2 separate regions of the Homo sapiens genome follow, and region 1 is linked to region 2. A link is a loop called in an ENCODE intact Hi-C map of the cell type or tissue named here. Cell type or tissue: right lobe of liver. All regions are shown on one strand.

Region 1 (5,000 bases), 160 kb after region 2:
AAAGTGCCATGCTTAGTGTTTATCAAAAGCTGCTCAAACTCTTCTGTTCAATCTGTTATCAAAACCTCTTTTGGCTTCAGTTGCTTTATTTTTAAATTCATGGAGTTGAACTAGTTGAGTGGTTCTCAAACTGCTGCATATTGGATTCATCTGGGCAGGTTTAAAAATATCCCACTGTCCAGGTCACAGCCCATGCCAATTAAATGAGAAGCTCTGCAGGTGGAACTTAGTCCCCAGGTGACTCCAATGGGAAGGTCAGGCTGGGAACCAGGCGACTGGATGATCTTTGAGATCCAGATGGCAGTGATTACAATCTTGAAGGGACTCTCGATTGCTGAAATCCCTTGATAGCCAGCTTCAGTAACTCATATATACACAAAGGCAATATTTGGAAAACAAAATAAGTGGAAAAGGCTACTCCAGGAGACTGAAAAATATTCCACTTAAACCCTCAGTAATGAACTCCTTGGTTCATTTATGTTCAGTAGTCATGACCAGTATATCCCTGCTTTAAAAAATACACTAGTGAATAACACAGTAATGAAACATTAGTCTATATTTTAATAATAAAATATATTGTTATGAGTATCCTCATCTTCTGTTCTTGGGTAGGCTCACTTAGATCACCTGTTAAAATAGACGAGGCAATTGAACAAGGGACTAAGAGCTAAAGTCACAGAAATTTGGAAAAGATGCCATCTACATTTTTTTAATTGGCCAGGGGATATTTATTAAACCTAGTCTCCCATAGTCCGCCTTCATTTTGCGTAACATGCTCTTCCTGTTCCAAATAATCTCATTCTTATATTCCCTTAAGGGTGTCTATTCATTCATTCATTCATTCATTCACCAAGTGGTATGCAATACTATGGGGGACAACACCATTTTCTAACTTACTTAGAAAAATACAAGGCTTGTGACTGTGATTTAAAAGTGCTAATAATTATGTATCATGATCTAAGATTCAGCAGGAGATTAGTAAAAGATATTTTAGTCTCAGCTCTCATATTAACCAGCAGTGAGACTTTGGGCAAATATCTTTATATCTCTGGGCCTCGGTTTCATAAAATAAAGCATACTACTAGATTTTCAGCCTACTCAGATAAGAAGCCTTTAAAGAATTTCTGCTTGAAATTTACCACTTCTGAATATATGTGTGTGTTCATGCCAGGGGAGTTAGTTTTAGCAGTGAAATGTCATAATGAGTGAATTACGCATCACTGAAGCGTCATTACTTTCAGTCTAAGAATCCACAGAGTGGGTGAGCCTTGGTTTGGAGGTGCATCAGGTAAGGTTTTGGACTCTACTGTTGTTGATCCTAATTCTGGGAGTAGAGGATCCACAGACTAGCTGCTCCTCAAGGGCAAACGCTTCATTTCATTTACTTTTGCTGTCAGAGCCTAGCAGAACCTATGGTGCCTGAAGCATGTGTAGGTGCTCTCTAATTGTAGAATGAATTACTAAATGAGTTCTCAGGCCTAATATTTCATGAGCTCATAAAGAGCAAATACAGAAGAGTAATTATTGAAAATGAAATCTTTACATTTTCTAAACTCTCAACAACTTTTTAATCTGATAAACAGGTGAAACTTCTAGCATGTGCTCTCAATTCTTTCTGGATTGTGTTTCTATTCTTAGTCGACATTCAAAATCTACAAAAATAATCTTCGATTCTTGTGAGACATTCCTTCCCTTTGGGTTCCTGACAGTCTGCGTGTAACTGTTTTTATCACCCATTGCCATTCTTACCTTGGCAACATTGACTGCAGACCCATAACCAGTTGAAAATCCACAGCCAATGAGACAGACTTTCTCTAGAGGCGAGGCTGCATCAATTTTGGCTACTGCATTTTCATCCACCACTGTGTACTGTGAGAAGGTGCTGATGCCAAGGAAGTGGTGGATGGGCTTCCTCCTGCAGGTGAACCTGCTGGTGCCATCCTGCAGGGTCCCCTGAGGATTGCTTACACTGGACAGTGCAATACAAAGACACACAAAGGCATGAGACAGGACCATAACTAATGTGCAAACTCAATGTCTGCGCAGGGAGAGCATCAGAAACCTACTCGTTTTTCAAGCAGTAGTTGCTCTCCGGGTTTTTACAAATTCTGCATTTTCCACACTGAGGAATAGCGAGTGGGATGACTTTATCACCTGGAGAGGGATAAAACAAATTCTTTTACAATTTCTATCCAGGTATTAATAGAGCAAAAACATAAAGCTCACATGTCTTTAAAACATTAGAAACATGTGTCTTTAAAAGTCTCCAAGAAATACAGTCCAATCACAAATATGTCATTTGTCATTGCCTGCCACAGCCTTGTTTCCAGTTTGGGTTTATAAGTGCCTGAAGATTCCTAAAGAGGACATGCAAATATGGGAAACAACATGGATTAGAAAAATTGCTTCCACTGTATTAACAGTTACTTTCATGTGGTGTACCAATTTCTCCTGGAGGCTTTACAAACATTTAATTTAATCCTTAACTATATAAATCTTACTGTAAGTATAAATATAAATTTTAGTTGAAAGTAGGGTATAATAGTTCCACTAGATGTTGGTAAGACCTGTTTTTTGTTATAGTTTGATTTACAATAAAAATGAGAATTTTGAACTAATTCTTTTCAAAGTAACTAGGTTTATCTTTATTATGAAATGAATGCTTTTAAAATGATCTCAGTTCTTTTTTTGAGGAAAACTATCAAAAATGGGACAAAGAACAATTCCAGAAATTCCTCTGGAAATTTCAACCCTCCACAATAAGTTAGGCACTTTTAGGATAAGAACTGACTTTGAAATGTTTTTAGCTGATAATTTGTGAATTATCTACTTTTCCTGTTACAGTGGAGGGAGCATGGGTAAAAAGTAAGGGTGTCATTTTGTTATTAACTTATTACTAACTAATTAGTTACTATTAGTATTATTTAGTAGTTATTATTAGTAGTTTAGTAGTTATTAGTTATTATTCAGTAGTTATTAATTTATTACTACTAAAGAAATTAGTAGGAGCTGAAACCCAAATTGGACAGTTCATTTTATTTTTCTGTTCACAGTTCAAATAAGTATTTGGTAAAGTGGCAGGTCCAATCTAGTGCCTAAAGTGATTTTTTAGACTGTAATCCCAGCACTTTGGGAGGCCGAGGCAGGCAGATCACGAGGTCAGGAGATCGAGACCATCCTGGCTAATATGGTGAAACCCTGTCTCTACTAAAAACAGAAAAAATTAGCTGGGTGTGGTGGCGGGCACCTGTGGCCCCAGATACCCGGTAGGCTGAGGCAGGAGAATGGCGTGAACCCGGGAGGTGGAGGTTGCAGTGAGCTGAGATCGCGCCACTGCACTCCAGCCTGGGCGACAGAGCGAGACTCCGTCTCAAAAAAAAAAAAAAAAAAAAGTGATTTTTTTAGAATTAAACATAATTTTTATTTTAAATTACCTATGCTGTCTATTCCACAAGACCAAGAAAAATGGTTGGCCCATAACATTTTATAGGTAAAATTTATGTGAAAATGATAGTATGGAAGTGTCCTAGTTATTCTCCCTTTATAATTAGTAATCCGTAACCAGTTACATTTAAGCATGGCTGAAAGTAATAAGGCAGACATTGTTGATGGTGGATGGCTCTTTCTATGTTTCTTTCATTTCCTTTCACCTAGTCTGCTTCATTGATTCCTTGCTCAGGAAGAGAGACCACGTTGCAAGAGGAAATTGGTGAAGGGGCTGCATAGGTCACCTAAGAAAAGGTCATGCTCATTCAGCCGTAGCCATGTAGCGTCCATTTTGTGAACTCAGCACAGAACAATGTCCATACTTATGTTTTTTCCCTCCTCCCATTTCTAGGTGTCTGGGCCCTGACAGAAGACCGTGTTCACCAACACTAACACGGAAGTTACTAGATTATGAATGCCACACTAGTAGGCACTGTGTCCCTTTTGATCCTCACATATCTCCAGGCTCCAACCTGGTGACTGGCATCTAGCAGATGCTCAGTACATAATTGTTGAAGGGTAGAATACATGCGTGCCTAAAGACATACATGCTTGAGTCAGGCAGGAAGAGAGGGAAAGAGGAAATCCCTGAAGTCCTGGCTGCGCGGTGACCTTGGTCAAGCCCTTTCGTCCCTCTTTGCCTCTGTTTCCTCATTCAGGCTGGGAAATCTTAGGATGGTGAACCATCATGTTTCCTGAATGTGAATCCTGTACCTGGTTTGACTGTAGTCACCCCTTCTCCAACACTCTCCACGATGCCGGCTGCCTCATGGCCTAAAATCACAGGAAGTGGGGTCACCATGGTACCACTAACCACGTGGTCATCTGTGCCACAGATTCCTACAGCCACCATCTACAGAGTGAAGAGAAGATGTTTATAAAAGATTGTGAGTCTCAGGTGAATTTAAAAATCCCAGTTCCCTGAAATTGCGCTTCCAAAATGTTTTCAAGGGTTTTGCTAATAATCCCTACTATCCCAAGTATGAAAGATTCAGTTTATCCTCAAGGTTGACCAGGCTGAAACCCTCCTCTACCTTCCATTCTTGAAGTAAACAGTTTAGAATAATCTGTGAAGTAACTGATCCTGAAATAGTTAAGTCTTAAATAATATAAAAGAATGCATGCCTTTAAAAAATAGAAGTAGAAGTTGCAAATTAATACATAAAAATATCTAATGCTAATTGATTTTGAAGTCTTGATATATATCACTTTGAAATTTTCTTTCTGTACAAACACATAAATTCTTTTGTATTTTACTGGAATTACACTGTGTGCACTTTTTTAAAATTTAAAAATTTATATTTATACCTTTCCTTGACAACAAGTATATTCTATTTTCTGGATGATCATATAAAAATTTGGTTGTTTCCGTTTTTTAACTTTTCTGAGTTTTTAAAACTTAAATACAAATGGAAAAATGTATTTCACCTTAATACGAACTTCATGGGCCTTAGGAGGTGCAACCTCCACCTCCTCAATGGAAAAGGGTTTCTTTAACTCCCATAGCACAGCTG
Region 2 (5,000 bases):
ACTTGAAACCTTCCATTTTGCTATTTTTGTATACATCTTTTTATCTGTTAAATCTTATAACTATAAAAGTTTACTTACTACATTATTTTATAAGTACATCAATTTTTGTAACTTTTAATTGACTATTGAAAATAGCATTAATTAGTGCCAGTTACAGATCAATAGTATTAATTAGTGCCAATTGCAGATCATTAAGCTCAACATTATGTGTTGTAAAAATTATGAAAGATCACTGATCATTAGAGAAATGCAAACCCAAACCACAATGAGATACCATCTTATGCCAGTCAGAATGGTGATTATTAAAAAGTCAAGGAACAACAGATGCTGGTGAGGTTGCAGAGAAAAAGGAATGCTTTTACACTGTTGATGGGAATGTAAATTATTAGTTCAACCATTGTGGAAGACAGGGTGGTGATTCCTCAAAGATCTAGAGGCAAAAATACCATTTGACCCAGCAATCCCATTACCAAGTATATCTCCAAAGGAATATAAATTATTCTATTATAAAGATACATGAACATGTATGTTCATTGCAGCACCATTCACAATAGCAAAGACATGGAATCAAACCAAATGCCCATCAATGATAGATAGGATAAAGAAAATGTGGCACATATATGCTATGGTATACTATGCAGCCATGAAAAGGAATGAGATCATGTCCTTTGCAGGGACATGGATGGAGCTGTAAGCCCTTATCCTCAGCAAACTAATGCAGGAACAGAAAAACAAATACTGTGTGTTCCCATTTATAATGGGAGCTGAACAATGAGAATCCATGGACACATGGTGGGAAACAACACACTAGGGCCTGTTGAGGGGGGTAGGGGGAGGGAGAGCATCAGGAAGAATAGCTAATGGATGCTGGGCTTCATACCTAAATGATGGGTTGATCTCTGCAGGAAACCACCATGGCACACATTTACCTATGTAACAAACCTGCACATCCTGCACACGTACCCCAGAACTTAAAAGTTGAAGAAAAAAAATTATCAAAGATGAAAGGGCAGTTATTTTACAGAGATAGAAACTTGAGAGAGTAGATATGCTTTTATTCTTTTTAAAATATTCACTTAAATAGATTCTGATATCTCCTTCCATGTGATTGCAGTTAATGATAGAGTGGGGCTAAGAGAAAAGAAATTAGCAGATGTTAAAAAGAAAATTATTTAGCAACTTATTTTTAAAAAGTAGCTTGTGGCTTATTGGAACACAAAGTATATAATAATGTTTTATGTATATATGTGTGTATATATTAATATATATATACACACATAATCACAATTACTATATATTTCATATATATAGTGTATATATATATATAATGTATATATGTACACATGTATGTGAAATATAGTGATTTTTTTCCAGTAAAAATCTTTTTATTGTGGGAAATCTTTTCTTTATTTTTATTTAAAACATTTTATATTTTAAGTTTTGTGGGTATTAGGTGTATATATTTATGGGGTACATGAGATGTTTTGATATAGGCATGCAATGTGTAATAATCACATCATGTAATATGGGGTGTCCATCTCCTCAAGCATTTATTTGTGTTACAAACAATCCATTATACTCTTTTAGTCATATTAAAATATACAATTAAATTGCTGTTGACTATAGTCTCCCTGTTGTGCTATCAAATACCAGGTCTTATTCATTCTTTTTAAAAATTTCCAACTTTTATTAAGTTCCAGGGTACATGTGCAGGATGTGCAGGTTTGTTACATAGGTAAACATGTACCATGGTGCTTTGCTGCACAGATCATCTCATCACCCAGGTATGAAGCCCAGCATCCATTAGCTATTCTTCCTGATGCTCTCTCTCTGCCGACTCCCTGCCCTCAACAGGCCCCAGTGTGTGTTGTTCCCCATCATGTGTCCATGTGTTCTCATCATTTAGCTCCCAGAAAATTTTCAACATAGACAAAAGTGGAGAGAAAAGTATAATGAAACTCCATGTATTCATTACCCAATCTAAAAAAATTATAAACATATGGCCAATCTAGTTTTATTTATTATCTCTTCATTCCCCACTTTCAACTTCCCAGAACTAATTTTAAACAATTTCTAAAGATGATATGATTCTATTCATAAACACTAGTTATTATTATTATTTAACATAGGGAATATTCATATATATAACAGGTACAAAGTCTATAATATTTAAAGCTCTTTTATGTTCCCATATTAAATGTAAATATTTGTTTAAACTCATGGCTTTCCTTGGTTCATCAAATCAGGTAATAAATTAACCAGGCAGGTTCACATTCAATCAGATAGTATTCTGAATTGCTCCTGGCATCTTCAAAAGATGAGGATTGTTCGGACGCTGTTAATAACAATAAAACATTAATAAGTATAATTTTCATGATAAATTTAACCAAAGCTCACAAATAAGTTTTGCCTTTTCATTTCAGGATCTGGTCTTCCTTTATAGACATTCACTTTATTAAGCCTAATTTCTTTTATCCCGTCATCCTCTTCCATTCATGGTGTTAATAATATTTTATGCATGTGCTAGTAAACTTGGGGGGAATTGAGGACCCTTACTCACCTTAGGCAGCGTCCTTGTTACTCAGTGGTGCTGTTGAGGAGAATTAGAATGTACCAAGGAGGGAGTCAGGTTTTAGTCTTGGAATAGTCACTGTTCTCGGATCTCCTATAGCTGAGGGCAAAGTTGAGCATTGAAGGAGGGAGTGGGCATCAAAGTTGGTGTGTTGGGATGCTACTTTTTAAGAACCCAGATGTTCTTATTTCTGGGTAACTCCAACATGTAGACACAAAGAGGGGGATAAGCCTCAAGGACAGAGCAGTCTTTATCTCAAACATTACTGCTGGAACTGTGGAACCCCTGCTATGAGCAGGGTGCTATGCATAAATGTTTTCTTCACCCAGGACTGGAAGACACCCCTACCTGTAGAAGGAGAATCTCTGTGTCCTTTCCTCACTCTGGGGCAGGATCACTACACCTCAACAGGCTAGTCAGTCATTGTATCCCATCCCCATCCCCCCACTTCCTTGCTTCTTTGCAGTTGGGTGGTAGGAGGGCCTGCCCTCTCTTGTGCTTCCTGTGCCCATATGGTGGACACACCTGATGAGGCCCAACTTCTGCCTTCCTCATTGCCACCTTTCCATCTGTGTGGGCAGTCAGGTGGTATTCTCAGTGGGCCAGAGAAGGAGCAGGAGGCCTCACTCTGGTGTCTACCCCTAGGCTGATTACCAGGGAAGCCTCCTGGGAGAATGTGGGAGACTTGCCCATAAAGCAATGCAGCATTTTCCACCTGGCTGCCACTTAGCATTCCTTATGGATGTATTCCATAATTGAGAATTCTAGGAGAAAAGGTTTGTGTTCGAGGATATGAATAGAAGGGTGTGAGGCTCAAACCCCACTTCAACTTCTATCTCCTAACTTGAGGAGTATTCCTTATGGGGATATTGAAGTTGTATAATACATTGCAGGGCTTATATACTAAGTTTACATGGTGTAGCTTAAAAAATAATGCTTGTATTTTCTTTTTATTGAACTTCCTTCTGATATGTTGTGACTGACACGTTTGCAAATTGGGGAGTTCATGTCAGTGGGGATATTTCCTCAGGTTTCTTCCCCAAGAAGTAGTCTGGGTCCTCACACCATGAAACTATCTTCTTCTTCTGCAACATTTATTCCCTGCTTCAAATCCCAGTTATTTTAATTTTACTTTAGACTTTTCCTCCTCTCTTTTGTTGTATCTTCTCTTTTCATTTCTTCTTGGTCCTGCGTCTCCTCTATGTAACATTGTTCCTAATGTTTTTGACCTTTGTTTCTATTGATCAAGGCTGTGCTTGAACATTTTACCTAGAATCATTGATCCTAGTCTTACTAATCCCCCAACCCCTAAGAATCTTCCAGGTGGAACATTTCTATGCATCAGTTCCTGGGATCCCTGACATGGGAGCACTGTATAACTAAAATAGTGGATCAGAAGGTATCTTAGAGGAACTCCATGACAAAGCAAGAGAATGAGACAGTTGGGGCATCCTTTACATGTCTGATCCCTGCCACAGAGGCATGGTTTTCACCCCATTCTGATTGTGAAGGGTCTGGGGTAGGCACTCTGTGTCAAACTGCAGAACACCACGGTGCTAAACTCAGGGGTACACTCTACTAGAGGGATCTAACATACTACACAGAAACCTCTCTTTCTAGGGAGCAGGCCCAACTGAGTTAATGGTTTGTGAAATGGAAATTGTATCAATTTATGCCACCATTCTATATTGTAACAGTGTACAGATGTGCATTATTGAAATGGAAGGTTTTCCCCTCTGAAATGACCACTATTTAATCTTTTAAGCACATCTAGTACCTGGGATGTGGAAAATGTCAGAAAAAACAAGCTGGTTGCTTCTTAACATCAAAAAGAAGATAGAATCATTGTAAACGTTTTTTAAATCATTCAGTCATCTATTAGTAATGTACCTTTTTCCTTGGTTCATTAGGTCAAATGCCTCACTGATTTTGTCAAAAGGCAGGGTATGGGTCACCAGTGCATCCAGATTGAATTTCTTATTCTTATAGTCAGTGACCAGCTTTGGGATAGAATCTACACTTTTCCAACCTGTAATGTGGACAAAATGCAAAATAAAGACATGGCACTTGACACGAAGTAGTTTAATCAGCATTTGCTGAATGAATGAAATTATTAGGTCAGATTTGGTTTGCTTCAAATAGATTAAACTCCTTCCATCTTTAATTTTCTGTACTTATATCTATTTTAAAATTTTTCTTTATAAGAAAAATTTAAGATTATTTTCCACTCTATATAAGAAATTATCTCAATAAGGTCAATGTTTATTTTTTGTTCCTCCATGTTGGTTCATTCAAATGCAAATTAAATTTCAATTTGCAAATTATAATTACCTTTTTATATAAATTATTTATAAGTCATTAATAGTTTTTATGTAGTATTTGGATATGCTCTAGGGATTCAATGGTTGAATAAATTATTTTTATTTCT

Evidence for each region. Peaks named below come from ENCODE experiments on the same cell type or tissue, not always from the same donor. Only the 100,000 strongest peaks of a DNase experiment are listed, where the experiment ranks them.
Region 1: a loop joins it to region 2, with 2.8 times the contacts of the local background. A loop is called at or near these places in 2 of 110 quality-filtered maps.

What each region holds. Positions count from the first base shown.
Region 1 is chr4:99,282,650-99,287,649 of GRCh38, forward strand. ADH1A (alcohol dehydrogenase 1A (class I), alpha polypeptide) reads right to left here. Exons shown (of 9, transcript NM_000667.4): 2 at 4,915-5,000; 3 at 4,201-4,339; 4 at 2,067-2,154; 5 at 1,750-1,969. It overlaps LOC100507053 (a long non-coding RNA gene), which reads left to right. Exons shown (of 10, transcript NR_037884.1): 5 at 4,146-4,384. Among named protein-coding and RNA genes, the nearest start is that of ADH1A, 5.8 kb to the right of the region's middle. RefSeq lists an enhancer at 3,618-4,817. In right lobe of liver, no CTCF peak of the experiment used is centred here; no DNase peak of the experiment used is centred here.
Region 2 is chr4:99,122,132-99,127,131 of GRCh38, forward strand. ADH4 (alcohol dehydrogenase 4 (class II), pi polypeptide) reads right to left here. Exons shown (of 9, transcript NM_000670.5): 8 at 4,463-4,601; 9 at 1,527-2,335. The coding sequence ends at 2,311. All of the region lies in intron 1 of LOC100507053 (a long non-coding RNA gene), which reads left to right. Among named protein-coding and RNA genes, the nearest start is that of ADH4, 20 kb to the right of the region's middle. In right lobe of liver, no CTCF peak of the experiment used is centred here; no DNase peak of the experiment used is centred here; H3K27ac peaks cover 576 bases.